Linked DNA regions of Mus musculus: all the other regions are linked to region 1. Evidence: chromatin loops called from intact Hi-C (ENCODE). Cell type or tissue: left cerebral cortex. All regions are shown on one strand.

Region 1 (8,000 bases):
TAATTCTGATATAGTCCATTTTAATAGTTTTTATTTTTGGCCCACTATATAGTTTTTAAATATATCATTTGGTGATTCTGTGCATGTACAGTATATATTCAGGCCATCCTTATCCCTCCACCCTTTATTACCTCCCACCCTGACTCCACCCTTACTGCCACCAAGTTACCATCCAACTTTCCTGTCTTTTGTTCTATTTTGCTTTGTGATGCTTTAAGGCTCACTGTGGTTATCACATGGGCAAGATATGAGACATCCCTGGAACCTGAATGGCTCATCTGTAGCTACCCTAAGGCAATGACTTCCTGTGTTCCAGTAACCCTCTGTTGCAATTTGCTGGCTGGGGTGAGGCAAGGCCCATGAGCCTTCCCTCCACTGATAACTGACTGAATATTCAGTGGATTAGTCTTGTACAAGCCCTCAGTAGGCAAGGGTTGCTGCCATGATTGCAAGGATGGCATTTTGGTACCTTCATTTACTTGTTTTTGGGTACCATACTCTCATGCTCTAAGGCAATAGCATGTATGTTTTACAGATTGTTCTTCCTTCGACCCTCCATTTGTCGGTCGTCCCTCCCACCCTTCCTTCTTCCCTCTCCCATTCTCCTTTTCTCTTTCTTTCTATCCTTCCTTTCTGCCTTTAAAAGTTATTTTCTTTTCTCCATCTACACTTCAGGTTGGCATGAAATCTACCTGCTTTGGCCTGAGTGCTGGGATTCCAGATAAGTGGAAAATACATAATAATAAAAAATATTTTTTAAAAAAAGAGTCATGTCCAGCCATCTTTCCACGTTTAACTATTTTAAATGCTCATCTCATCCAAGTGTTAAACCTGTGGCATGGAACAGCTCCTCATGGTGATCATGCTCTGTTGGTATAAATAAGCCTGGGATTTAATTCCTCCTGAGCAGACTTGTGACCTGCATGACCTCAGTCCCAGCTAAGTGGGCTAAGTAAAGCAAGGGAAAGGGATGCAGGACAGGAATTAGATAGCTCGTATCTAATGATACAATGTTCTCTGGATTCCAAGGTACATATCCTAGAGCTCTGAATTAGAAGCAATTCATTGTTGAGTTTCAATTTGATTAAAAAAAAAACGCATTAGGGCAGCAAATTGAACCAGAATGAATGAAGGCAGTATGGGCCATCTTAGGACCAAAGGGTCTTGAACCACCTTCCAGATTCTGCTCCTTAGCAACGGTTTTCCCCAGCATGCTTTGCTCTAAGTCTTCTACACCTAGGTCCTCTCAGCTGTAGCCTTTTCTAAGGATGCAGTAAAGCAATCAGGGAAATTGCGTGTGGTGATTCTTGGCAAAATGTTAGCTGCATTTCATCACTGTATGATTCTGTTCTTAGAAAGATGGGCTTTAATGTGGTTGGCACAGTGATGCTGTGGTTAGGGGTATTTGTATCAGGGTGTCAGGCTTGTCCTACATTCCCCTCCCTAGATTTTAAAAGCCAAATTTCAACCGTTGGTAAGCTACAGGCAAGCTGAGAAAAATTAATAAAAACAACGTACACATCCCTGCAATGGTATCCAAGGCATTTCTCTCGTCATCTCAGAAGTTTTCTTCTTCATTGTCTCCTCATTTTGAGACTAGAAATGTTGACCGTTTCTCTCACTATAAACCAGAATGAAGGAAGTAGGTAGTTTTAGGTGCCTTGATAAGATAGATGTATGGCGTAGGAAAGGCAGGCAGAGAGGCAATAGCTGTCAGAGGTAGGAACTTAAGGTGACTGGTGTCATAAAATATTAAAACGGTTTAATCAGCAGTGAGATATGTAAGCGGGCTTAATTAGAAATACATATTATTATTTGACTTTGAAGTACAGAATTAAAAATTAAAGCAATTTTATAGGGTACATAATCAGGGAGGAATAACGTGCTGGAAGAGGTGCTGTAATTGATGTGTTCAATTTAAGTTTAATTAATTTTCGTCAGCATACATGCAGGCAAATATGAAATCAACAAATTTTAAGGATGAACCTCATAATTACACTGAAAGTGGTGTGCTGATCCGAAGAAGTGAGAGATTTCCATGACACGCGGGCACCCTCAGCTGCCTTGCACTGAGGCTGAGGAAACGCTCTATCTGCTGAATGGATCTTTGTGATTCTCTGGAATTCGCCCACTCCCAAATCTCCTTTAATTAAAATTCACAGTGATGCTTGGCCTGTATCAGGTTTCCTTTCCTGTTGCATCTTAAATGAAGAAGGGACTTAATTTTAATTAGCACCTCATTGTAGGTAGTCTGATATTAATGTTCGCTAAGTCCTTTCTATGACTCATTAACAGCCATTTTGTGATGAAAGGACCCAGGAGGCAGGTAGAGAGCTTGTAGGCTATTTTTCCTGATTTCAGTATTGATTTTACAATGTAATGGTGGCAAAAGCACACTGCTCTGCAGTTTCACATGTAGGAAGAAGTGAAGTCACAGTAACAAGTTATAGAGGAGAGAAAGAGAGATGGAGGGATTTGCATACATTTACATATTTATATGTATCTTTGCACATCCACATATAGACATATACAGATGGTATAAATGCATAGATACAAATATATATCCAGATATGTGTGATATGTATATATGTATGTGTGTACAGAGAGCAAACAAAAAAAGAACATTTTCTTTGGGTGTGTATAGTGATATATGTACATGGTCATATGGGTGTGCCCATGCATGCCTGCCTTATGCATGTATGCAAACATGTGTCTTTGTATCTATAGAGGATATATCACATATGATTTATGTGTTTTTCAGTTGTTGAAATTTTCAGCAGTACAGCTCATTTTTTGACAAAGACTGAAATAATTCAATGTTGGAGGAAGTCTTTTAAAAAGTGGCAAAACTATCAGTCTGAAGAAGCAGATGAAATAATCACCCAAGATCAGACAACCTACAAGCAATATTTGTGGTCATTCCCAAAATATTATATAGAGTTGTTTAGGCAATTTCCCTTGAATATGTCATGTGTGCATATGTATGTGCTTGTGTACATGTATGTGAAGATGTTTGTCCCATGAAAGCAAGAGAATGGTGTTAGACAGTGTGCTCTCTTGTGCTCCATGATGTTAGCTTGAGACAGGGTCTCTCACTGAGCCTGAATCCACTGCAGGCTTGCTTTACATGTGACATATCAATCTTATTTGTAACAATGATAATGTCGCAATGAAATACCTAGGGTCTGAGGAGATGGCTTGGGGGGCTGAAGAGCTTGAGGATATGAGTTCAGAAACCTAACATCAAAATACAGGAGATGTGCACACACATGCATGCATGCACACACACCACACACAGCCTCCCCCTCAAAAATTAAATAAGACAAAACAACAACAGAAAACTATGGACTATAGTGTATAAAGATGCAAAATTCCCAATAAAAACTGAAGAAAGTTTCAACATCTTTAGCCATCAGGGAAATACAAATTAAAATTGTTTTGAGATTCCATCTCACACCATCCAGAGCAGATCTCATATCACCTAGGTGTATCACTCCCAGATATATACCCTTAGCTCTTTATATCAATATACTTTAGATACACGTGTACATCCAATTTTTTTTTCTGCAGTATCGACAAGTAAGAAATGGACTTGCCTAAATGTTTAAAAACACATAGTGGACAGGGAAAATGAGGAATATACACACAATATAATTTCACTCCTTCATAAGGAAAATTGAAATTGTGACTTTGCAGGAAAATGGGTGTAACTGGAGTTCATTGTGTTAGGTGACATAAACCTGTTGCGGAAAAACAAGTACTGCGTGTTTTATCTCATCCGCAGGCTGCATATTTTAACTTGAGTGAGGTGGGGAGAGCTGGGATAGTAGAAGTGGAACATTGCCTTGAGAGGAGGAGCTTATGAAGGGGGCGAGGACTGAGAAATAAAAGGATGACTGCAGGAATGCACGTGACACTGACACTGGAACAGAGGGAAGGAGCCCCCTGGTGTAAGGTAGGCGACAAACAAGAGGGTGGAGCAAGAGGAAAGGAAGACCAAAGAGAAATGACATTCACACTCTAAAGCCACGATGAAACCCTTTGCTTTGTATGTTAGCAAGAATAATGGCAGAATGCCGATAAACAAGACTGAGGATAGTGTAGAAGCAGTCTAGCAGAACGTTTCATACCTGTTTTCTTTCTTGCTTCCTTGATTTAAATAAATGGAATCTTACTTTACAAATTGCCCCTGCAAGATTTAATGCCTGAATAATAGGAGTTTTATAATAGAAACTTTGCTCAGCAGAGAAAACAACCTCTAATCCTCTTAACTATGCTGCCCAGTATTATCCCTCCTTTTACAATTTAAGGAAGTGTGGCTCAGCGGGGTTAAGTAATTTGCCTGTGGAAATTCTTCTATGTGGGAGAGAGCATACTGCACACTTCAGAACCAATGTTATCAGCCTGCTGTGTGAATATCATGATGCTAAGCATTGCCGATAATAGAAAATAAACAACACTGCTACCGAACCTAGTCACAAGGGTCAGTTCCTGTCCCTGCTAAATGCAGACTGCAATCTGGTGACTTCCCTGTGGGCTTCAGCCTAATTGCACTCAAAAGACAAAAAAAAAAAAAAAAAAAAAAAAAAGTGTGGCTGTAGTTCATGGTGCTTTGTATGAGTAATTCTATGACCTTTTGATTCTTTCAAATATCTACCTAGAGTCTTTAATTCAATAATATGGAGCCACTCCCAGCCAACGCGACTGCCATTGTATAATGTACTGTACTGGTTCTGTGTAGCACTGGGCTGACTTTGGCACAGACAATATTGGCAATAAATCTTATGGAACATCTTGATGGGAAAATAGATGCCATCTTAATTCAGCTTTGAGAGAGTTAGAATGGAGAGAAAGGTTCCCCCAACACACACACACACCCTTTGGTTGTTTTCCTTGTTTCTGTTTTCTGCTTTCTTAAGTATTCTTTAAAGGACAGCATGGAAGAACTTGGGATTGACACCCACATCTGGCATGTCCCAGCCTGTGTCATTGGCAGTTGTAGTCTGTCTCTCTCTCTCTCTCTCTCTGTGTGTGTGTGTGTGTGTGTGTAGACTGTGTGTGTCTGGAGGGATGCCGCCAGGTTGAAGAGCATATTTCTTGAAGAATGTTTCTCTACCTATTCTGATCTCTTCCTTCAAGAGTTTTCAGAGTTTCCTGGCTGCACTTTTCACTTTCCTTCCTTCAATTATTCATTCACCCATTCACGGAATGTCTGTTAGTCATCCAGTTACTTGCTTGAGATGCTTTTGGCTTGTTAGAATGCATATATGATCAAGTCATTTCTCTTCGTGGCTCTTTATTATCAGAGGACATCACCCAAAGACAGTCTCCAGACTTTCTATCCCTATCCATCAGCCATTGTAAACACTAAATCATCTCCTACATATTTCTCCATGTTTTCTAAATTGGCGTTGCTTGTTTTTAACCTTGGGACACACAGCTGTTTAAAGTTATCATTTTAAATTTGAACATAAAGCTTGGTTTCCTTTTCTCTTTGTTCCTGTAACACCCTGGAGTAGTTTTTCATGTTTCTCTTGATCAACTGCTTTAAACAATAACCAAGAATAGAATTCCCTTACAAAGGATTTAAATAGCAAATACAAGTTGGGATACCGAAGTGACAGTCCAGCTCACAGGAGGGTCCTCACTTCTGATACCAAGACAGCCTTTCTTACATTTGTTCTGCAGCAACAGGACAGATTCCCTTTTATTTTTAAGGATTGAAACATTTCCCCCAACCCTGTCCTATGTCTGCCAGATCAAAGACCAGTTTGGCAAATAAATAGTCTCAGATTTCTAATTTGGGGTTCTAGAAATGTGTTCTCTGAAAAAAAATTTTTTTTCCTCTTAGGAACTAGGAAATTTAATGCAATCAAGTTTGTGACTTTAATAATAAAAAGATTCTGCAGCCAGAAGAATGGTTCAGCAGGGAAAGGAGCTGCCATGTGGGCTTCTTCACCTGAGTTTGATCTGTAAAAGAATCAGATGCAGTGGCAGTGTGTGTGTTTAAAGCCAGAAGTCTGAGGAAAGATGAGGGGCAGGGGCAGGAACCCTGCCAGAAAGAAGCCGGCTGGGACTATATAGAGCAGCATCAAAAAAAGCAAGAGGTGATCTTATATCAACTAGCTGGGAGGCAAGAATCAACTCCCAGATGTTATCCTCTGTGTCTACAGGAACATTGTACTATGATCACACCTACATTCACACACACACAGGAACACAAAGACACACACACAGATATTCACAGAGACACACACAGAGACACATGCACAGAGGGACACATGTAGACACATACAGACATATACATAGACACATGTACACACAGACACACACAGACACGTGCATACACACACACATACAGGCATACCCACAGATATATGCACACAGAGCCACACATATGGACACACACAAGAAATAATAAAAAGCAACAATTCTATAAATTACTCTTTAGATGAGCAGAGCACTTCTGTGCGCACCCTGCTTCATGATAGTGATATGTTCTAACTCAGATAAATCTTGTCCCATGTTTGTTCAAGTTGCTATCTCCCTTCAGAAGAGCAGGAAGCTGTCGCAGAAAGCTGTCGCAGAAAGCCAATTCTCTTTAGGTGATAGGACACATTCTAGCCAGAGAATGCCAAGGGCAAATCCTATCACCTACTTCCAGTGCAGAGTAAGACTCCACAATTGTAGGGTGGAGATGAGCATCGTGAACTGCCATCCTGCACCTGAGAGACAGTCCTGTTCAAGTAAGATGAATCTGAAGGGAGAATTTTACACAAGGAAGGGAACTTTGCATTAGGATAGATGTCTCCTTCTATAAGAACAGATTGCAGTTCTTCCCATGATGGAAGGGGTCCAATGTAATCAAACTCTCACTAGGAGGCTTGATGAATCTCTCCCCACCTTCAACCTGGGAATGGAGCCATATCAGTGTTTGGATGTAACCTCTGCCGTTGGTAATTTGGATACCCAGCAGGCACAGCAGTTGATCATGGAAGGACTGTTTCGGGGTTTCAAGTTGCGGAACTTGCCCGGGAGTTCTTGTGGCTGCCAAACAGCTACTTGGCTCATGAGTCCATGAAGCAAACACTAGACAATTGAGAGAATTGGTTCATGGTCCATCCCAGGAGCAGGCCTCCCATCCACCTGGCTATGGGGAGTTCTATCCATAATGAGTGCAAACTGAGGGCTTTTATAGTTCTGCAAAATTAAATGTGAGTGTATATTCCATGAGACACAGACACATCGTATTGCCATGGAAAGGGAGGAATTGGACTCTTCTTTCCTAGGTTTTCTGGGCGCAGACTCTTCAAACAGATTCAACAAGTTGAGACACTCGGACCGTTTATCTTTGTGATTAGGATCTGCCTATATATATATATATATAATATATATATATATATATATATATATATCTGCCTATATATATATATATATATATAATATATATAATATATATATATTAACAATTTAGTAAGTTGGCAGTTGACATTCTTACTTTTGGCCTTGGGACACCAGGAATCAGTCACCATCATATGGTTCTGATGACTGGAACAACCATGTTCCCGTGTGTTTTGCAATAACCACAACACAATAATTATACGTCATCATGGTCAGAAATGGTTGCATATTACCATATGGCATCTGACATCACATGGCCATGTTACCTCACTAAAATACAAAGTTCTGATACTTAATGGTGAAAGTTACAGTCCCTAATGTTTTATACCCAAACTGAGAAACAGCCAAAGACAGCAGCAGAGGTTGGTAATGAGGCTGCATTCCCTTCAGGAAAGCATATTTTAGTGCCTTAGTGAAGACTCCTTTCTCTTGGAGAACCTCAAGGAATGCTTCAGATATCTTTCTGTGGCTGGGAAAGAAAAACCCCCAGAAGCAAAAAAGACTTTATTTTAACTCACAGTTCAAGGTACAGTCTGTTGTGGCAGTATGTAAATTCATGGCACCAGGAACTTGAACATCTGGTCTAATCACTTCCATAG
Region 2 (8,000 bases), 270 kb after region 1:
CATTTGAATGTATTTCACATAACAACACATTTTGTAAGTAAAAAGAAACAAGAATCTACTTTGTATCTAGAGTTGTTATTGTTTCCTCTGAAAAACATCACAAATAACCAAGGAATCTTTCATTTTTATTTTCTCTCTAAGAGAAAAATTGCTAGGTCTGCTCACTCATCCCCTGTACATGAATACCGATTTCCTCTTTATGTGTCTTTTGTATCGTTACAGAAGTTCCTTCATCATTTTATCACTTACTTTCCTGACAAAATACTTGACAAGAGTCATTGAAAGAAGGATTTCTTTTGGCTCACAGTTTAAAGGGATACAGCCCTTCATAGTGAGAAAGTCATGGCATCAGGAATGTGAGCAGCTGATCACATTGCAGCCACTGTCAGGAAGTAGACAGAGATGAAGGTGAGTATTGTGCTCACTGCCTTCATTTTATTCAGAGAAGGATCTATGGAGTAGTTCCACCCATCACTAGGAACTTCTCAATCACCTCCATCCAGAAGTTACATCACAGACCGAAGTTTGTTGCCATGGTAATTCTAGATCATGTCTAGTTAGTTGTCATCAATATTAAACACCTATCACACAACTTTGCAATTTCTTTCACTGAATATATGTTACAATGGCTTGATGAGATATCTAGATCCAATCCAAACCAAGACCTCAGAATGACACACTGGAAAAGATTAAGTCACTGAAAGCCTAACCCTGCGTGAGCAGTGACACAAAGCTGGAACCTTGAGGTTCTCTTCATGACTCCGCGCAGCCCTGCCTGATTGGATACTCTCCTCAGTATGCTTTGCTGACTCTTATATAACCGTGAAAAGTTAAGAGGTAATTAGTTAAGTTCCTATATTTGTCATAAAACTCCATGTACAAAAGCAATTTGGGGGCAAAAGGTTGTTTTTTGTTGTTGTTGCTCTTGTTTTGGTGTGTGTTTTTGTTGTTTCTTTGTCTTACAGTTCAACATCTCTGTGGAAATCCAGGGCAGGAACCTGCAGGCAGGAGCTAATAAAAAGACGACAGAGGGATGCTGCTTACTGGCTTGTTCCTTGTGGCTTGTTAAATCTGCTTTCTTGTCTCTAGGGCCAAGAGTCTAAGGGTGGCACAAGCCATATGCTAGGCCCACCCACATCAATCATTAATTAAGAAAATGTTTCATGAGCCTGCCTATTTTTTTTCTTTTAAGCTATTCTTTCTTCTCAGATAACTCTAATTTATGTCAAGTTAACAAAAAATACCAACCAGAACAAAGAACATCATGACTGTAGTAAATTTGATGGACATTCTGAGAGTTGTGAGTTACTTATCTTCTAGATCCTACTAGGGTTCTCTCCAGGATGCTTGCTATACAGCAAGCTTCCACCTGCTGTTTTCTCCTTTTTTATTATTTATTTATTTATTTATATTTTTTTTACATTCCAGATTTTGTTACTCCATCCACCTTCTGAATGTTCCACATCCCATAGCTCTTCTCCACTCCCCTATCTCCACAAGGATGTCCCTACACCTACCTCCCACCCCTCACCGCAGGTGACCTCTAAACTCCGTAGGGCCTCCAATCTTTTGAGGGTTAGGTGCATCTTCTCTAACTTAACCTAGACCCAGCAGTCCTCTGCTGTATATGTGTGTTGGGGGCCTCATATCAGCTGGTATATGCTGTCTTTTTGTGGTCCAGTGTTGAGAGATCTCGGTGGTCCGGGTTAATTGAAACTGTTGTTCTTCCTACAGGGCTAACCTCTTCCTCAGTTTCTTTCAGCCTTTCCCTAATTCAACCACAGAGGTTAGCAGATTCTGTCCATTGGATGGGTGCAAATATCTGCATCTGAGTCTTTCAGCTGCTTATTGGGTCTTTTGGAAGGCAGTCATGATAGGTCCTTTTTTGTGAGCCCTCCATAGCCTCAGTAATAGTGTCAGGCCTTGGGAGCTCCCCTTGAGCTGGATCCCACTGTGCGCCTGTCTCTGAATACTCTTTTTCTCAGGCTCTTCTCCATTTCCATCCCTGTAATTCTTTCAGACAGGAACAATTATGGGTCAGAATTTTCACTGTGGGATGTCACCCCCTCCATCATTTGATGCCCTGTCCTCCTGCTGGAGCTGGGCTCTATAAGTTCGCTCTCCCTATTGTCAGGCATTTCATCTAAGGAGCATCCCTTTGGGTCATGAGAGTTTCTCACCTCGCAGGTCTCTGGTGCATTCTGGAGGGTCCTCCCAACCTCCTACCTCCTGAGGTTGCCTGTTCCCAGTCTTTCTGCTGGCCTTCAGAGCTTCAGCCCTTTTCCCTCGCCCAATACCAGATCAGGTTCCCCTCCTGAACCTCCATACACTTTCCCTCCCAGGTCCCTCCCTCCCCACTTGTGATTGCTTTCTTCTCCCTCCCAAGTGGGACTGAGGTGTCCTCACTTGGGCTCCTTTTCTTCTTGACCTTTTTGAGTTCTGTGGACTGTATCTTGGGTAACCAAGAATATCCAAAATGATTCCTCACAATAAAAGAATGACTGGGGGAATCACTATCTTTGACCTCAAGCTTTACTACTGAGCAATAGTGATAAAACTGCATGGTATTATCACAGAGACAGACACGTTGATCAATGGAATAGAATTAAAGACCCAGAAATAAAATCACACACTTATGGACACTTGCTCCTTGACAAAGATGCCAAAAATATACATTGGAAAAAAGAAAACATCTTCAATAAAGAGTGTTAGTCTAACTGAATGTCTGTATGTAGAAAAATGAAAATAGACCCATATTTGTCACCTTGTACACAGCTCAAGTCCAAGTGGATCAAGGACCTCAACATAAAACCAGATACACTGAATCTAATAGAAAAGAAAGTGGTAAAGAGTCTTGAACTCATTGACACAAGGGGAACTCCAATGGCTCATACTCTAAGATCAAAAATTGATAAATGGGACCTCATGAAACTGGAAAGCTTCTGTAAGGCAAAGTACATAGTCAATAAGACAAATCATCAACCTACAAATTGTGAAAAAAATTTCACTAACTCCACATCTGATAGAGGACTTATATCTAAAATATGTAAAGAATTCAAGAAGCTAACAAAAAAAAAAAAAAAAACAAACAACCCAATAAAAAAGGGGGGTATAGAACTAAACTGAGAATTCACAACAGAGGAATCTCTAATGGCTGAGCAGCACCTAAAGAAATGTTCAAAGTCCTTAGGGATCAGAGAAATTCAAATCAAAACGACCCTGAGATTCCACCTTACACAAATCAGAATGGCTAAGATCAAAACTTCTGGTGTTTTTCCCTTTTCTGTGATGATATTCTGCTAAAATGTTACTTAAATCAAGCCACCTCTCTACTTAAAACTCTCTAATGCTTCCTGTCTCACTAAGCGAAAAGGGGCAATTCCTGTTAAGAGATCCAAATATCTTAGGCTTTCTTCTTACCTCCATCTTCCCTCTTCTCTTCTTTCTCTTTACCTCTGTCTTTCATTAGTCTTTGAACTTCAGAGGGTAAAGATCACCTCCCAGACACATGGAAGTCTATGGTGCTTTCTAAGGCCTGGGTTGGAAAATTTTTTTTTCCTTCTATCTCCTCTGTGATGTTTGTTCCTTACAGATACTGTCCACACCTTCAATAAGACCCCTCCTCCATGAAGATTTCATTGATCATTCTAGTTAAAATTAAAATTCAGTTTGTGAACTTTATGGATACACTGGCATTCCATATCTTCCATTGTACTAAATATTATATATATAGTTTGCTTCCTACTACAAAAATGTCATTTTGACCTGGTAAGATATTGAGACCTATTCTGTTCACTGATGTTTCAGCACCAAGGAGAGAGGGCATGCACATGTTGGTCCACTATGGTCAGCTTGATTAGATCAGCTCTGTAAGTCTAGACTTTCAATAGTATCAGGTGTATAAAGTTAGTCATTTAGAAAGCTCTGAACCTCCACCAGGGACAATCAGTTTTGGAGTTCTTCATTTGTTTGATTGTTGTTGTTTTTTTGTCTTTTCAATTTGAAGGTCAAATGGTGATAATTTAAAGACCACGGTAGGTAAAAGTAGGCACAACTTAAGGAAGACTTGAAGTTTAAGAAACAGAAACATTTAAAAATGTGCTAAGTAGATCTCTTACAGAGGTGATTTTTTTTTTCTTCAAAACTGTTTAGAAGTTTTGGGCTTAACATTATAAAATAACAATTTTCACATTCCTTTGGATCCCTTCCCATGTAATTTCTCAAGAGAAAATCGATGAGGTGACAGATGTAATGATGAGATAAAACCTCATATTCTCAGGTGTCTCCTATGTTCACATTCAAGCAAGAGCTGAGTTCTGGAACCTTCATAAACAAATGGAAACTCTGAGTCTCTGCTGCCCCCTTTGCCCAGGCTTTCTCGCTATGCTCTGCACTGTTCAGGTCCCTGATTCATTCCTGAAGCATCTGACCCTGAAATAACTTGCTGTTCACTCTGTTCATCTGTCACATATGCTCAGACTGTATCGAGTTCCAGCTTCCCCAGAACCACGTAAAACACGTGATGGTACACCCCCATAACCTGGCAACCAGGAGGTAGAGATGGGAGGATCAGAAGTCTAAGATCATCTTAGCTACAAAGTGAATTCAAGGTGAGTTAGAGATACATGCAACCCTGTTTCAAAGCAGGAAAACAAACAAATAAACAACAACAACAGCTACTCAGATTCTTTTCTCATAAAAATTCAAGCATCTTTATCTTCCCTCTCTGATCTGAAGTTGTACTTGCAGTATAATATATTAAAATAAATTTCCATTACCTGTGAATATATGGCATGTAATACATACATATGACAAAATAAATATTATATATATATATATATATATATATATATATATATATATTCAACTATTTGTAAATGCCTGACATCCATAAAGAAAATGCAGATATTCCCTTTCAAAAGCCTAAAACATGTATGTGACCATGATCCCAGGGTTACTTTGTGATTAGAGAAAATATTGCCTTCAGAGTAAATGTAATTGTGTCTGTGGTACTCATGTTATTTAGTTGTTCTGGAAGATGTATATATGTTTTATCATAAAGACTCTTCATATGTGAAACTGAAATTCAGTAGAAAATTGATGCATTCAGCTTTGGAACGTTGGGAATCTAGCCCTAGCTATCTATCTCAATTCAGTAAATACCATTCGTCTTCCCTGGTCTTTGTCTATACCATCTATATGAAAATAAGTGGGAAGGGGATTATAGAGAAACAATAATTAAATGTCACATACTAGGACTGGGTCACAATGAAACTAACACAGACAGTGAGTTGGGGTACGGTCCAATCCAACTAAGATAGAAGCCATTAGAGATGGACTGCTAAAGTCAGCAAACAAAGTAAGGTTGAGGAAGCATGGCAGGGTGTTAAGATGTCAATGTGAGAGCTCCAAGATTAATTAGACAAGTATCAAGCTGCCAGCAATGCTGAGAATGGATTGAACCCAACTAATATGGGAGGTGGGAGTATACAGTACAGGACTACTGAAGTTTAACTTCCAGCCCAGATGAAAATTCTCAGTGGGAAACAGACAGAGAAGGGATGGTGTGACCCAATGAGTTTTGCAGTGACCAAAAGCAAACAAATGTGTTAACCTGCTGATCTGATGATAAAGGGAGGCGCCCAGTGAGACTGCATGGTGCAGGTCTGTCTGGTGGAGTGACAGGTCAGCATGGGTAGAATGACAAGCTGTCAGTGGTGACTTCTTCCAGGATTAGAATCCCAAAGGTGCTGGTTCCTTAGTCTGGGTTGATAGAGAAGCATTTTCCTGTATACATACATACATACATACATACATGCGTACATACATACTTACACACACACATATATGCTTGGAACTGGAGCTGGGGTGTTAGATCGATGTGTAAATCACTGAGATCCTCAGTATGCAGGTAAAAGCTAGGCTGGCAGCTCACATATGCAATACCCATTCTGGGGAGACAGAGACAAATGGATCTTTGGAGCTTCTTGGCCAGGCAACCTAAATCTAACAATGAGCCCCAGGTTGGTTTGTGTAAGCTCTTGTTTTCAGTGGTGAATATTCCCCTGTGCTCTAGGCCTTAAGTTTAATCAGAAAGCTGACGTTATCCACAGCACTTATGGCACTATAGTGCTAACTGACGCATCTTGCTTGGCACTGCCATTGTGAAACATGCAGAGGCCACAGTTGAATGGTACTTTGACTCATAAGCATCCCTAGCAACCTTAGTAGAACTTTGTGGGACTACATGAGCTAGCCTGCAGGGAGGAGACTCTCCCAACTCTTTCCTCATCTTATTTAAAGTCCTGCACTACTTTGTCTTCAGCAGTAGGTTCTTTCCATCAGTTCTAAAAAGCAACTGGTATCAGTGGTGATATCCTTTATTGTTAGAGGGGCCTTCTGGGACAACTGTTAAGGCAGCAGTCCACTGCTAACACTGGGATCTCAAAACCTTATGCTTTGGAGGAAGCCCTGTTTTAGTCTTATGGGACCCACTTATTTTCTCTGTAGGGTTTACAAGACAAGAGTGTGACAGTTATTTTACAGTTTTGTGTAGATATCAGCTCTGCAACTTGAACTTAAACATTACAAATGTGGACAGTTACTTCCTATAGGAAGGCAAGTGGTGTATGTTGGAAGAGACTGGCACTTGGAAGGTCTCCACATCCCCCAAGGTTGCTCACACTCACCAGACCTTCTTACTTGCTTTCTATGATGACCTGGCTCTGCATCTCCCAAGACACTCTTGTTGGATCTGTAGGAATAGGTTTCTTTGCAAGAAGGAACAATGATTTAGTTAAAACCAAGTCTGAGGAGATGGAGAAGAGAGTTTTAGGCATGCTAAGGAAGCTGGGCCAAAGAATTCTCAGGTTTTCATAGACATGTTACCTTCTAGGAGGCTGTTATTTTCTGTGAAGCGTTGTTACCAGAGATCTCTGTCTCTGAGAGATATAAAATTAGCCAGAGCTGCATTCCTATTTATCCCTGGAGTAACAGGCTGGCTCAGATGCCACACAGGGCAGGACAGACCTTTCTCTCTGCCCCAAGGTAGCAATAAAAGAGTTATCAACTCATCTTGATCCTCCTCTAGGACTCAAAAAGAAAGAAACAACAACAACAAAAAATCTAAGTCTGGCACCTAGTTTCTTTCCTGAGTGGGTTGTCATGGCAACAGGATATAGCAACTGTTTTCAGTATTCTGGGGCCTTGGCAATCCTCACGAGTTTCTCTGCCTCAGCTTCTATGTATGCGCAGACATATGGACACCAGAACCCGTGCCAGCATGGAAGAGAGGGACGGAAATTCATGCCAGGATCCCTCTGGGGTGCTCGCGACCTCAGCTGACCTTAGAGTTTAGCTCACTGCACACCAGTGCTCTGAGCAGGACCCATCTGGTTCCTGGCCTGGAGGAATTTGACAGCTTTTGCTATGAAGTGAGGGACTGAGTTCATTGAGCTCAAAGGTCAATGCCAGCTCCAGAGGCATTGAATCCAGAGTCCGAATCTCAGTAGTTCAATTTCATTCCAGAGGGCCACGGTTTTGTCTTGATCGTACTTGTTCTAATAAAAGGAAAATTTCCTTCATTGTGAATATTGTTGATACTACTATTGACTCATGATGAGTGGCTTCATTTTAACTCACAAATACATGATGTTCTGCATTCAATACACATTTAAGAAGGCAAGATTTTGTGCCTGTGTGTGTGTGTATGTGTGTCTTGTGTACTTCCATATAAGGATCTTTATAAATGGCAATTAAGATTTTAAACTGTCTCATTTGGATATTTGAAAGTGCAAGGCGACCTTGCATATTCACATGTCACATTCGATGTCCACATATTTCTGTTTTTCCCTGTTTTCACCTCTCATTATCGATGTCTATGTGGCATGTGTCTGTATTATTTACTCATATTCTTGTGTCTCTGCATGTCTGTGAATGTTTATCTATAAATGAACCTCAGTGTGTGGGCTATGTTCCTGGTATGTGTCTTTGTATGTGCA
Region 3 (8,000 bases), 490 kb after region 1:
GAATAAAATCTTCCAGGTTGTAACTCATGTATTCTTTTACTTGTAGCATAAGTACATTTAAAGATTTAATGAACTACTGTGTTGTCATTAACATACCAGTATAGTCAAAGACACAGAAAGAAACTTATGATTCATTTAAAAGTAGAGAAGCGAGCAGGGAACAGGGGAGTGGATTATAAAATAACACGTATTCTATAAGCCATTATTGCAAAACAGATCCACGGATTTGCAGATACCTATGCATAGAGATTGGCTAAGCAAAAAGCCATGGCAACTTGGGTGGTTGTATTCTGGGAAAGGTTTTATTCTGTTCCCTTTGATTTTGAAATTCTCTTCTTTTCCCCAAAATGCCTCTTTACATTGCATAAATGTAAATTTCATTATGAAAAGGAAATAAAAAGAGACGTTCTTTGAAGAATGGCTTTAGAGAACAAATTGTACATTTATTCAGATAATTCTGTAATGTTGTCCTTCTGGAGACATTGGATATGAGATGACAATTATCTTTTTAGTAAGACCTAAGTCTTTTTTGAAGTATCAAGTGTATGTACGGATATACACACATTCACACACACACACACACACACACACACACACACACACACCTCACTTTCAGGTTTGGAAAATAATTTCAAATTCAGATGTTCTGCATTGAATTAGAAATGGGCTATAGCTAGTCCCCATCTCCCACCCCCCCACCCTCCGTAATGCCTAATTAATAGCTTTTACTCATGGCTAAGAAGCCAAATATCTGATAGTGACACTCATCTGCTCCTGTGTGAGGAAGGAACCAGTGTCCATCCTGGGGAATCTATGTGCCCAGGAAAGGCTATAAAAGAGACGGACTATAGACCTAGTGTGGCACAGCTGAGGCTCTGTTTTGTGTCCTTCCTGATTTTCCTGGATAACATATCGACCTCTCTTTTCTTATGTGGTCTCCTAAGGCTTGTGCTTTTTCTCTACTTTCATTTTTTAGGCCTAGTGTTTTCTGTGTGTTTGTTTTCTTTTAAGTCAATAACACCTTTGTCTGGGGAAATGGCTCGTTGGATGAAAGCGCTTACTTTTCAGGCTTCAGGATCACAGTTCAGATCCCGGGAACCCACAGGAAAGCCAGATGAGCTTGGAGCCCCAAAAGCCCTGGCCAAGCTGGCCAGTTAGACCCCATATACCAGTGAGCTCTGGTCCCAGCGAGGTACCCCACTTTAATAAATAAAAGTGGAGATTGGCAGAGGAAGACCCCAATGTCATTCTCTGGCCTTCATACATACGTACACACATGTGAATGTGAACTGCAAGTACATGTGTGCCCAGACCACATGTGACAATGCATACTCCACAAGCAAAATAGAAAGCAATATGCCTTTAGAGGGTTCCATGTGGAACTATACTTCTATCTGAAGTGGTCCTAGAATAGTAGATGATAAGGGTGTCCCACCCCTGCACTGCAGAAAGTCCTCCTGCCTCTGTCCCCATGCATGACCCCATGAGAGCCTGGGGTTTCTCAGGATGCAAATGGGCAAACACCATGCTCTGCTTTCCAGCATGAGGAGGTGGGGAAGCAAGATGCTTCGAGTGTCAATGTATCTGACCCAAGAAGTGCTGAAAAGAAACAAGATAACTTATTCAGCAGCCTTCCTGGTCTACTGTTGCTCAGATCTTTCCCTGACCCGTTTTCCAAACCTCCGTGTAGCAGATGCCTTCTGTGCCTCCCCAGTGCCTCTCTTCTGATTCCAAGGAAGCTCCAGGAAAGCTGCAAACACGTTTATTTTTAAGAAACGTCTTGATCTGCTTTGGCAACAGAGCATCACTTCATGAGAGTGCAGGCCAGGGGTCATTTGTGGTCTGCCTGCTCACGGGGATCATTTTCTTACATTGCACACAGCCTGCTGCAGAGGAGACAGAGTTGGGACCAAGGGATCTATGCCATCGGAACATTTGGTTTCTAGTCCCCGAAGTCCTCTTTGTTTTTGATCGTGACATTTCTTCACGCTCAGATGCATACATGATGTAACATTCTTTGTTGATGTTCTGAAATGTGTTTTTGGAGTTATTTTGGCTGAGTACAAAGTAAGAATGGGGCTCTCTCGACTTTTCTGGTTGAAATGTTAATCTTGCTATCAAACCGCCCTCACCCTACCCCATCTTTCTCCTCGCCTTTCTCCCTTACGTATATTTCTAAAGCTTGAAACCCAAATCCAAGACTGATATTTAATAGACCCTAGCCAGTTTTGCTGGATACGAGGCGGATGAGAAGTCTCTCTAGGGAATATGTGGGCCTTTACTGTGGAGGGGGTGTCTGCCCTTAAGTGGAGTTCCTCACAACCTAATTGTTGAGAAATGTTGCAAGTTCACCAGCACGGAAATCCTACTTCTCGCTTCAGCTGAAAAGGTGCTCATAAAGGTAGCTGGGTTATTCTAGCAATTCGCCTTATTTTGAAAATCCAATTTGAGAGCTTCATTAAAGGGCACTAATTTAGTGTCTCCAGGGAATATGTGTTTAAAGGAGCTTGCCAACAGCCTCAGATGTTTGCCAGTGTATAGGTGAGCTCAACTCCCTGAGCTAGGGTTACCTGGTTACAGGCATACTCCTTCATTGCAAACACAGTACCAGCAAACACTCAAGGGCCCTCACATCTAAGAGCACCTCCTGCTTTGCCACTCCTCCATGGCATCTTTAAAGTGAGGATATCACTGCCACTGTGACTTTATCACTCAGAGGTCCGACATGGAAGATCTCATTTTACACAATGAAAGGTCTGGGCCATAACCGTTAAGAACCACTTCAAATCATTTAAGGAAATGTGCACACCTTCCAAACGCCTACAATAAGAACATTGCTCACTACCTGCCTAATAGCCCCAAGAGGATATTTCAGTCCCACACCAAGACACAAATTTTTTTAAATTGGATAGCTGAATACTGATTAGTTACTTGGCCTCAAATAAACTTGAGCCATCTTAGGCCACTGATTTGTTGGCTCCATTTATATATGGAGAAAAGACAAAAAATACAGTTGAGTTTTAATGTTTTAAATCCAAGTGTACTTATTTTCAAACAGAGCTTTAAAAAAATCACAAGAGATGTTGCTCTAAATATCACCATCCAGTTTGTCCATTATTGTTAAGATTTAGAAACTTTTCCTCGGTCTAAGTGATAGAGTTTTTGTTTGTTTTGTTTTGTTTTTGAAAACCAGGATTTCTCTCAGAATTCCCCTCTCCTTTTCAAAAGCTGCAATTTCTGTTCTGGTTTACAGAACTGGATTCTGTGTGTGGGTGTGTGTGTATGGGAAGGTTTCTACACTGACCACATACACAACTTTACACACTTTCCCAAGAAGAAACTTAGTGTTTGGTTTTTAGAGTTAGATATGATTGGGATATGATTAGAAATATTTTGATTTTTTTTTCTGTTGCATTCGAAGTGGCTGGAAAACATTTACCAATACGTTTTGAGAGGAGTTAGCAGGAAAGACGGAGCTAAAACCAAAGTGCCCATGAGTCCTGGAAGCTGGAGGATCCTTTTGCCTGAAACTTTCTGCTGTGGATTTTTCCTGCCCTGCAGAAGTGGAAACCCAGAGGGAGACACTAACAGATAGAAAATAATGATCTGTGCAGCAAGGACCAATCCAACCTCCTACTCCCCGCAGTGTACACATGCGTGAGCGAACACACACACACACACACACACACACACACACACACACACGACAGCATGACCATAAAGATTCTATGCAAATCACTCTTCTAGAACACCACGGAAGCCATGTGACTTATAAGCCTAGTTTTGTTTTTGTTTTTGTTTTTTCATTTTTAACGACCACCATTAAAGGTAGGTGTACCTAAATAGAAGTCAATAAATAAATAAATAAATAAATAAATAAATAAAAGAAGAGATTTTCGTGGCATATTTTATGGTAGTTATATATTTGTGGTTTGTTCATGAGGTTACTAATCACCAACTGCTAAGCTTTTGTTGTCAATATATTGTGCATTGCAGCAGATTCACACTTAACTCGCTGTCTGCATCTCAGAAGCTCCGGTATTGGATATTGTTAAAATGGGCTTTGGCAGTTGCACACAGAAGTGCACGACTATAATTTTGCTACCCATTAATAACAAGCCAGCCAAGAAGGCCAGAATCCAATGCCTTGCTCTCAGCTGGGGGTAGGAAGCTAGAATGGGCTATCTTGGCTGGTGACCTACGCTGTCGGAAAGTAGGATGTATAGTCGCTAGCGGGTGGGCGGTATTCCGGAAATTTATTCACTCTTCACTGTACTTTTTTCTCCTCTTGGTAGTGTGCCCTTAGATTATGAAAAAAAAAAGAATTGCACATAATAAAAATAGTACTCATCTCCAAAACAAATGGGTAAATCAGAGCTTTTATTTCTTCAGGTGTCAACTCTGCTCCCTGCCCCAGCCCTACCCCTCTGGGCTCTGCAGTGCAAGGTTTCTCTCAGTCAGCGCATCAGCGCCCAGTGGGGCAGGCAGCACTGATCTGGGCGGTCTTGCATCCAGAGGACCAGTCTCGCTGAGCAGCAGGACTTGTAGTCTCTCTCAGCTCTAAAGCCTGGGCATCTGAGAGCTCAAAGCTGAGAATCATTTCTTGGGTGGGGTGAGGTGTTGCTGCCCCGGGCTGTTTTCTGCACTTGGCCTCGGAGAGTAAGCACGGAGTACCAGAAACCCAGAAGCTCTGGCCAAACATCCCTAGGACTCGAGGTGGTACCCCAGCGAGGTAGGTAAGGGCTGGGCTCCGGGGCGCGCCTGGTGGCTGGGAGGGAGAGGCAGGGTGGCGGGGCCGGGGCAGCGCGCCAGTTTCCTCTGATTAATGATGCTCGCGCTGCCGCGCGCGTGGCTCATGCGCTTTGTCTCCAGCCCAGGGGTGGTGAGAGCAGTGGGTATGGCAGCGCCTGGCGCACAGAGCAGGTGCCGGCTGCGCTCAAGCCTCGGCTTTGCGTGGTGGCCCAGAGACCGGGCATCACTGAGCGTCCCCTCAGGGCCATCTCCCTCCGCAGAGGGGTCGCCAGCACGGGTCTTGGGGCAGGAACTATTGGGGGGAGGGGGGCGGGCATGTGCAATGCTTTCGGTGCTCTTGGTGCCCGCCCGGCTGGACGCGTCTTTGGCTGGCGGGGAGGAGCTGGGCGCTGCCTGGGAGCCTAGCCAGCCCTGTGGGAGGGCATGGCCGGGTGGGGCGGTCGGGAGCACCACTGAGGCTGGCTGACTCCGGCGGGACTGCGAGAGTGACCCTCAGGTGGACCTACTCAGCCAGAGAGATCGAAATCCTGCGAGCGAGGGAGAGAGAGAGAGAGAGAGAGAGAGAGAGAGAGAGAGAGAAGAGAGAAAGGAGAGAAGAGAGCGGAGAGAGAGAGAGGAGAGGAGAGAAGAGGAGAGAGAGGAGAGAGAGAGAGAGAGAAGAGGGAGCACTCAGCGGGCAGGGAGACGGAGAGGGAGGGACAGGGACAGCCAGCCCCGTGCACTCGCTCCCTGCAGTCACCTCCTCCCACCCGACCTGGGGAAGTGGCCGGAGCGCAAAGTAGCAAAGTAGCAGAGACGCTGCGGGCTCCAACGACAGTCACCTGGTTCCCGCATTGCTGGTGGGACCACAGGTCGCAGAGGGGCGGACAGATCAGCGCAAGGACTGGCTGCAGGAGAAGGTGGCTACTCCCAAGAGAGAGGAGCAGAGCAAAGCCTGGACACCACCCCCAACCCCTTTCCTGAAGCAGACAGACTGACAGACAGGCAAATAGACAGACAGGAGCTCAGCAGCCTGTGGTGACATACAGACTCTCTAGCAGCGAAGACCTCCAAGCGTCCGGAGCGGTGACAGTCCAACAGCCGCAGCCACGCGTTCCCCACCAGCGCTGTGCCTGGGCAGCGCGAGGACCCCTGCCTCCAAGCCAAGGGCTCCTTTTGCTAGCAGTTAAAATAAATCGACCAAACAACAAAGGCAAGCCACAAACCAAACTGACCCAACCAAAGCATTCACTGAGAAACAATAATTACTCACAAAAGCCCCAAACGAAATCCAGTCAGTCAAGGCACCCGGGACGCTGGGTCACTCCACTGTTCCTTCAGGTAAAGAGCCAAGTCTTCCGACATGAGCATCACAAGCCCTTTGTGTCTGGCTGTTGGGGCTTTCTGCTTCTGCTGCCCCCTCCCCCTTTTTTTTTCTTTCTACCATCTATCTGTGCTTTCCCTTTGACCTGTTTGTCGTTTCTGTGTTGTTTATCTTGTTTCTATGTCTCGGCGGAAGGCATGGGTGGACTCTCTTTCCCTCAAAGCAGGCAGAAATTGAAATCTGGGAAGGGAATTGAAAGGGACGATGCTTTCTGTAACAGAAGTTTCCAGTAATTTTATATGGGTTTTATGGTGCCAAGTTTGGACATTCTCTTGTTTCAGTTGAAAACTTGTCACTTTCCTCAGTTACCACAGAGGTCCTGGGTCCCAAGAGGTCGGAGAAGGGAGGGAGAGGAGGATAATTTTTTGCTTTATTTTTTTTAAATCTTGAAGTCATTTCCATGACAGCCTCTGGTGTAACGTTATCTGTCTCGGGTGATAAATGTGATAGTAGGATTGGATCTGTATCAGGCAAGTGTTTTAAAAAGTTTCTTCGGAAGAGAAATTACATGGCTTAGCATGGATGTCACGGATGTATTAAATTCAAAGCTTGATCACCTTTTACAGACACAGACTAAGACTGGAGCCTAAGTCTTAAGAAAAAAAAAAAGCAATGAGGAAGGTAATGTCATGGCGGGATGGGAGGTGTACGGTGAGGTTGCTAGAAATGGTCCCCCTAAGAACGTGTTGCAGATGGAGACCATCATTTCGCTCTCTGCCTTCTCAAAGGATGCAGCTTCTGCAAGCTAGAATGACAGTCTCTAGAATGGAAATGAATCTGTATTTTTTTTTCAAATTTTGCTCCAATGCAGAATAAATCTAAACTGTGCCCACCCTTTCCTCATCTGCCTTGGAACCCAACTCTGCAGTTTACTGCTTTAAGTAAGCAGCAAAGTAGACAGGGCAGGCAGGGAGGCACTTCTTGTTTCCTTTTTTTTTTTTTTTTTGTAATTCTGTGAAAATCAGAGAGCCTTTGATATGCTCTTCAGCCTAAGTAGACCCTCTCTTTCAGGATTATGTTACTATAGGGCTTGATGTCTGAGTGGCATTTTAGCTAATGTCATTTTCATGAAAGACAGTCATTTGGAAGGCACTAGGGCTAGTTATGCTTCCTTCAAATAGCAGAGTGATCTTAACATGAGAGACCCTGTCTTCGGGGTTATGTAGCCCTTCAAGGTATGTACCTGCTTATGTCTGATTCTCAGTGTCCTTTGTCCTCATCTTCCTTTGCTTTCTAATCGCTTTGACTGGCAGGCTATTTTTATATTTCTAGAGAATACATTTAGATGTCTTTTTAAAGTGATACATGTTTCCATTCTCAAAGATTGGGAAAAGATCATCTCTTGCTATGCTCGTCTGTGCTAATATGATTTGGTTTCTGTGTAAATTTAAAGGCATTGCTTTAGACCATTGTATTATACATGTCTTAGTTTCTCCTTTCCGGGTATGATTTATGTCGTCCGAATGACAAAGTAACTATTCCTCTCGGTGAGTGCTTATTTAACAGTACTTTGGATGAGGCATATTTAAAGAAACTTAAACAGCTCCTCCGGGGAATACCATTAGGTTTCTTGGTGACTTAATTTCATTCACTATATGGTGATTTCTTTTTGCTGGTAATTCAGTTCAGACCCAGACAAGTGTGTGTGTGTGTGTGTGTGTGTGTGTGTGTGTGTGTGTGTGTGTGTTTTATTAGATTTGCACATTGCCAATCTCTCAGTGACTGCTTGTCATAGATCTCAGTTGAGTGTGGTTACTTGAGAACTGTAGCAATCACCCTGTTAGAGCGTGCTGCACTGAGGAGTTCCTTGCAGTCTGTTTTTTAACGCTGTTTAATGAAGGAGTGGGCATCTCACTCTGCAATGAAAGGAGCCCGAGAACAGACA

The links. Hi-C counts contacts between places; a loop is a spot of excess contacts. Peaks named below come from ENCODE experiments on the same cell type or tissue, not always from the same donor. Only the 100,000 strongest peaks of a DNase experiment are listed, where the experiment ranks them.
Region 2: a loop joins it to region 1, with 2.2 times the contacts of the local background. A loop is called at or near these places in 2 of 42 quality-filtered maps.
Region 3: it touches region 1 in a loop (2.8-fold over the local background); 2 of 42 quality-filtered maps call a loop at or near these places.

The regions. Positions count from the first base shown.
Region 1 is chr9:112,721,617-112,729,616 of GRCm38, reverse strand. No RefSeq gene overlaps it. Among named protein-coding and RNA genes, the nearest start is that of Gm24957, 200 kb to the right of the region's middle. In left cerebral cortex, a CTCF peak has its summit at 3,944; DNase peaks (open chromatin) are centred at 2,311, 3,912, 6,167, 6,759 and 1 more place; H3K27ac peaks cover 2,222 bases.
Region 2 is chr9:112,454,197-112,462,196 of GRCm38, reverse strand. No RefSeq gene overlaps it. Among named protein-coding and RNA genes, the nearest start is that of Gm24957, 64 kb to the left of the region's middle. In left cerebral cortex, a CTCF peak has its summit at 4,355; DNase peaks (open chromatin) are centred at 4,412 and 7,237; H3K27ac peaks cover 3,327 bases.
Region 3 is chr9:112,232,382-112,240,381 of GRCm38, reverse strand. It overlaps Arpp21 (cyclic AMP-regulated phosphoprotein, 21), which reads left to right and starts at 7,070. Exons shown (of 21, transcript NM_001362020.1): 1 at 7,070-7,290. It also overlaps a transcript of 2900079G21Rik not described here. In left cerebral cortex, a CTCF peak has its summit at 4,760; DNase peaks (open chromatin) are centred at 4,484, 4,798, 5,126, 5,697 and 1 more place; H3K4me3 peaks cover 4,195 bases; H3K27ac peaks cover 6,231 bases.